Regions from separate parts of the Homo sapiens genome. Here region 2 is linked to region 1. Evidence: chromatin loops called from intact Hi-C (ENCODE). Cell type or tissue: gastrocnemius medialis. All regions are shown on one strand. Links, peaks and the distances in the headings refer to the core of each region. The heading gives the core; the rest is flanking DNA. Region 1 has its middle 28 kb from the start of CD36. Region 2 overlaps CACNA2D1 (calcium voltage-gated channel auxiliary subunit alpha2delta 1).

Region 1 (2,923 bases), core at 309-2,808:
TTTAGCTTCAGTCTAGTCTTCCCTCCTCCAAGATTAAGACACCCAATCATAAAATTATCCTGCCTCCTGACAACATCTAATTCAGAGCAAATCTCTATTTCCTTCAGTATCACCTCCTCGACCCTCCCCAACCAACCAACCGAAGTCCAAATTCTAGAATAGATTTTTCCTAACATCTTCTTACCGGGTCACTGTCAGTTCCCTATGGTACACTTTCCTCTCTTTTCAATGAGTAATGAACTTGTTTCACTACAGGTGTGTTCCTGTTGGTCTTTGGTTAAAGAAAGGACATTGGCAGTAATAAAGCATCTAAGAAACTTGGCTCCTAACTCCAGTGCTATCAGGAGGCTCTCATGTATATGCTAGCACAATCTCTCAGAATTTTCAAGATGACTAAAGAGAAACTCAAAGAAGAAAAATTAGAAGATGCCACAGTGATAAGAAATAGGAGAGATTATTATGGGTGTGCAAAATGACACGGGACGACGATTTTGAGGTTAGGGCCTCTGTGTCATGTATGGGAGAAAAAAGCAGGCTGAGACAAGAAACATGGCCAGGTCACAACAGGGGGGCAGAGCATCTGCTGAAAGGCCACAAAACACTCAAGAGCTTTATTATAATTTTGTTCAAGGCAGGGCGCAGTGGCTCAGGCCTATAATCCCAGTGGTTTGTGGGGCCCAAGAGGGAGGATTGCTTGAGGCCATGAGTTTGAGACCAGCCTGGGCAACATAGAGAGACTCTGCCTCTACAGAAAGAAACAACCACAAAAATTAGCTGGGCATGGTGGTGTGTACCTGTAGTCCCAGCTTCTTGGGTGGCTGAGTGGGGAAGATTACTTAAAGCCAGGAGTTTGAGATTACAGTGAGCTATGATTGTGCCACTGCACTCCAGCCTGACTGACAGAGAGAGCAGACCCTGTCTCTAAAAAATAAAAAAATCTGGCTGGGTGCCGTGGCTCAGGCCTGTAATCCCAACACTTTGGGAGGCTGAAGCAGGCAGATCACGAGGTCAGGAGATAGAGACCAGCCTGGCTAACACAGTGAAACCAGTCTCTAGTAAAAATCCAAAAAATTAGCCAGGCGTGGTGGCGGGCGCCTGTAGTCCCAGCTACTGGGGAGGCTGAGGCAGGAGAATCGCTTGAACTCAGGAGCCAGAGGTTGCAGTGAGCCGAGATCACGCCACCGCCCTGCAGCCTGGGCGAGACAGAGCAAGACTCCGTCTCAAAAAAGATAAAAGATAAAAAATAAATAAATAAATAAAATTAAAATAACTGTTTAAAATATGTTCAAAAGAAGATAGAGGAAAATTCTGTTTCGCTAAAACTTCACTAAAGGAAAGAAGCCTCAGCGACTACACTGAAGATATTACTATTCTTGTATTTACAAAAGATGACATAAAAATACCATAATATTAGGAAGCTAAATTACCCTCTCAGTAAATGGCTACCAAAATAATTGTGGGTAGATTTTAAATAACTTCCTAGAAGGGACTAAAAATCTTAGGTAGTCTGAGGTGAGACATACAGAGCACAAATATAGATCAGGAAAACTCAAAATAAGAGTAATGATGATGATAATTACAATGACAATATAGTAACAATTTTTAAAAAGGCATTGTGAATACCAAGTTAAACATTTTTTATCATTCTCATGCCAATTTTTGAGAACTACTGTGATAAATCTAGTCTCATTTAATCAGCTGTTAAAAGTGAGCTGTGTGCTTTTGGATAATACTTCTCACTCTTCAGTTTCCAGTATTCACTTGCCAGTCCTTGTTTTCCAAGGAAGGCTTTAAACCTAGATCAGACCCACAGCTTGGCTCACCCCTCACAGCGCATGTCCTTTCCTAATCTTATCTTGTCCTCAACCCTTTGCCTACATAGCAAGCACCTGCTGGGTGATCATACTTGTAACCTGAACCAAATTCTCATCTGGCTCCCTTCACCAACAGATCACAAGCCAAAAGACAGGCAAATACTAACTCAGGCTTTTTGTAACTATTTTTTCTGACTCTAATACTGTATTATGTCTCCTATCAAGCTCTTGTTGTTGAAATCTTCAGATTACGTGTGAAATTATTCTGCTATCATAGTTTGAATCATCAACTTTGTTTTATTTATACATGCTTTTATTCCCCCCAATTACATTGGCAAATATTTTATCAATCAGTAGCCCTTGCAAGAGTAAACTTAAATACATTCCTAAAGTATTCTTAGTTTGGACTTCTGATTGGGAGAAAACGTGAGAATCAACAAAACAAAAACCTGACACCCCGCTTAGGTAGCTCCCAGCAGGTCTAGGAAGGCAGATTCATAAACAGACAATTCTAATAGGCCGTGACATCTACACTCAGGTAGGAAGAGTGAATGGTGAGGGAGAGAAGGTGTTAAAGGACAGTGGTGGAGGAAGTGGTTCCTTATGCCAGGACTGCATTGTACAGCTCCGGGTACAGAGTGGGAGAGGGTATAGTGGATCACAAGCATTTCCCCAAATACAGATACATAAAGAAACATACAAAATAATAAACATACAACTGGGGAAACATGTTTCAGTAAGGATTCGGTACAGTGTATGAGTTTTGGAAGAACAAGACACCAGAAAAGTGGCCACAAATGACCACAAACGTGAAGCCCTAATGTAACACATACTATACCAAACTTTATATTGTATGTGTGCCTTGATTACCTGGAATTCATTCTCTCGTGGGTTTATCTTGAAAGCAACATAGGACTACTCAAGGATTTTTAGAGAAGGAGCGCATGACAAAATTTGGGTTTAGGAGATGGCCTTGGCATCAGCATGAAGAATGGATTGGAGGGAAGGCCAGAGGACGCCTATCAAAATAATCTAGAAAGGAAATTATGTAGTTGAACTTAAAAACTGGCTATGGGGGTGGGGGTGGGAAATGTGGGAAAGATTTCAGA
Region 2 (2,923 bases), core at 330-2,829, 1.8 Mb before region 1:
ACATGTGAGATATGGCCTGTTTTTTGTGTTTTTAATGCACAGATAACATTGTATATATTTATTATGTACCTGATGTTTTGAAGTATATATACAGGCCTGGTGTCTTGATCAAAGTTTATATTTAAAAATGACTTGTCATGTGTTTGGTGACACCTATGTGGATGGCAGCTCAGCAGCACCATTTGAGATTTAGGTAAAGTGGTAATGATTAACTATGAAAGAGGGTTTTTTGGGGATTTGCAAATCCAGATAATGGGGAGTGTGTGTGTGTGTGTGTGTGTGTGTGTGTGAGATTTAGTTTTCGTTTGGCTTGAGGTAAGGAGTTTAACATCCTGAGGTACTCTGAATTGCTGTGAATTTTTTTTTTACTTCTCAGCAAATTTAGACATGTCCTGTGCATGCCTATTGCGAGAAATGCCTTAAAATGCAGAAGTGTCTCCAGTGAAGACTGCTACTCAGGAAAAATTCCCCAAGATATTTTCTACTTCTAGTTCTTCTGCTCCATATACCAGAAAGAATGGGAAGAGGCAAGGTGTCCGCATACCTGTATGGAGAATAGGCTTTGAGGTTTTAGATTCTTGGATGTACATATAGGTGCTTATTTTAAAATGTCAGCAATATATTTTAAATAATATTACTTCTTTATCTTTTGAATCATCAGCTGTTTATTTGGTTAACAATTTGTTGTTAGCAATAATAATAATTGGTGTCATCTATTGAGTACTAGATACCAAGCAGTATGGTAGTGTTTTGCTTATATTATTTAATTCTGGTCTCAATTCTATAAAACAGGGAAATATGTTATTTTCGTTTTTATAAATGAAGACACTGAAGTATTGAGCAGTTAATAAATCACCTGTTCTGGACTATATAGACAGTAATAGTGGGGCAGGGCTATAACTCAGGTCTATCTGATTTCAAACTTTCTCTCAACCACTACATTGCATTCCCCTCTCACGCAGAGCTGCTCAGGCACCAGATTATTTAAAATAACATTTATAATAAATATGGCCTTACTTGGAGGGCCATTAAAAGATGTTGCTAACAAGTTCATACTTTCACTTTCTCTAGGCTAGTGATTGTTACCTGGAAGACACTCTCTAGATAAAGGAATGGCTTTTAAAACTCTTGCTTCTCTCAAAGAATATATAAAGTATTAAAGGAATAAACATTTTGTTTTCCAGAATAATACATGTGAAAAAATATCTTCAAAGTGAAATAGGCAAATGAATATCAAAGAAGCTTATTTTAGAATGTAATCCTATGAGAGAGAGGGCAGTCTCGAAAGATTAAAAAAGATTCCTTTTATGATTATGAATTTGAAACAGCTGGAATGAATGCAGTCATGAGGATCATTTCTGAAAGTGAGGGATATAGAAAGTTAAAAGACTCATCGCTTGGTACTGAGATCACCTGCTTCGTAACAGACAGAAATAGAAGAGTACAAGTGTTAAGAATTCATTCTGCCTTCCCCGTGCTTTTGTCGCTTTATTTTTAGAGCTCTGCTAGCAGCAGTTGGGAGCAGGATTTGCCCTTACGCGCCTGCTCAGTCAGACTCGCCTTCTCTCTTGCAGTCTGCCTCCCTTGACAGGTGTGAGGGACTTCCTAAGTGTCGCAAGCCAGCCACCTGGCATCAGCCACCCCTGATGTAGCGTGCACCTTCAGACCACTGAGCTCATGAAAGAGGTAATTTTTCTACTGCCTGTTAACATGCGTTAGTTTTTTCTTAAGGCTAAGCCAATCAGAATGAAAGATGTTGGATAGATAGCAGTACAGAAGTGATAAACAATATTTAATAAAAATGGATTAGGTAAACCGCTATGATGGATTGATTCATAAGGAAAGGATGAAAAGGTATATTTTAGGGCCTCCCCTACACAACCTAAGCAGATATTGTAAAAGTCTCAAATCACACAAACATACCTTTTCTTGTAATAAAGTAGAGCATCTTTTTTTCTACTAAAATTCTGCATGTGTGTTTATGTTTCTGAAGAAACTAGAGGAACTATTACTTAGAGGTTTATCTAAAGCATGCTACTCAGGAGAAAAGTAAGTGTAATAGTTTAAGATGCACGGTTTCAAATACATGCACCAAATAATGACATTTTATTCAATGATGGGCCCCATATATGGCAGTGGTCCCATGAGATTATAATACTTTATTTTTCTGTAGCTTTCTATGTTGACATATGTTTAAATATACAGACACTTATCATTATGTTACAGTTGCCTACAGTATTCAGTACCGTAGCGTGTTGTTTGTAGCCTAGGAGCAGTAGGCTATACCATACAACTTAGATGTGTAGTAGGCTATGCTATCTAGGTTTGTATAAGTACACTCTATGATATTTGCACAATGACAAAATCGCCTAACAATGCATATCTCAGAATGTATCCCTATCATTAAGTGTTGCATGACTGTATTTAAAACCCAGAAAACGATAGTGTGCGAAAGAGACCTTAGGCAATGATTTTCTCAGGAACTCTCAGCAATCACATTGTACATTGGAATTACGAGAGGTACAGTGGCTTTATACCACAGATACACATTTGAATCGCCTGGGGAATTTAAAAAAGTTACCAGCGCCTTGGCCCTACCCTAGAGATGAGGATAATTGGCCTGGCATTGGTATTTTTAAGAATTTACCCAGATGATTTTAGTGTGTAGCCAAAGTTGAGAATCACTGAATAGGAGAACCTAACAGTAACTAGTTTCTGCTTTTGCCAATACTTGCATCATGTTGGGTACCACACTTTATTTCTTCATATTTCAGTTTCCTGTATTAAGAGGCTACCAGAAGAAATAGACCTTTAAAAAATTGGGGAACTCTGTAAGGTGCATTCAGAATTATTTACATCCACATATATTTGGCTTGCATGACTTGCAGAAAAAACATTTTAAAATGTACTAACATAATTGAAA

The links. Hi-C counts contacts between places; a loop is a spot of excess contacts. Peaks named below come from ENCODE experiments on the same cell type or tissue, not always from the same donor. Only the 100,000 strongest peaks of a DNase experiment are listed, where the experiment ranks them.
Region 2: it touches region 1 in a loop (4-fold over the local background); 1 of 110 quality-filtered maps calls a loop at or near these places.

Annotation. Positions count from the first base shown.
Region 1 is chr7:80,608,890-80,611,812 of GRCh38, reverse strand. It overlaps a transcript of CD36 not described here. Among named protein-coding and RNA genes, the nearest start is that of CD36, 28 kb to the left of the region's middle. In gastrocnemius medialis, for the core only: no CTCF peak of the experiment used is centred there; a DNase peak (open chromatin) is centred at 1,862; H3K27ac peaks cover 2,500 bases.
Region 2 is chr7:82,409,263-82,412,185 of GRCh38, reverse strand. All of the region lies in intron 1 of CACNA2D1 (calcium voltage-gated channel auxiliary subunit alpha2delta 1), which reads left to right. Among named protein-coding and RNA genes, the nearest start is that of CACNA2D1, 33 kb to the left of the region's middle. RefSeq lists an enhancer at 394-1,881. In gastrocnemius medialis, for the core only: no CTCF peak of the experiment used is centred there; a DNase peak (open chromatin) is centred at 1,555; H3K4me3 peaks cover 991 bases; H3K27ac peaks cover 2,500 bases.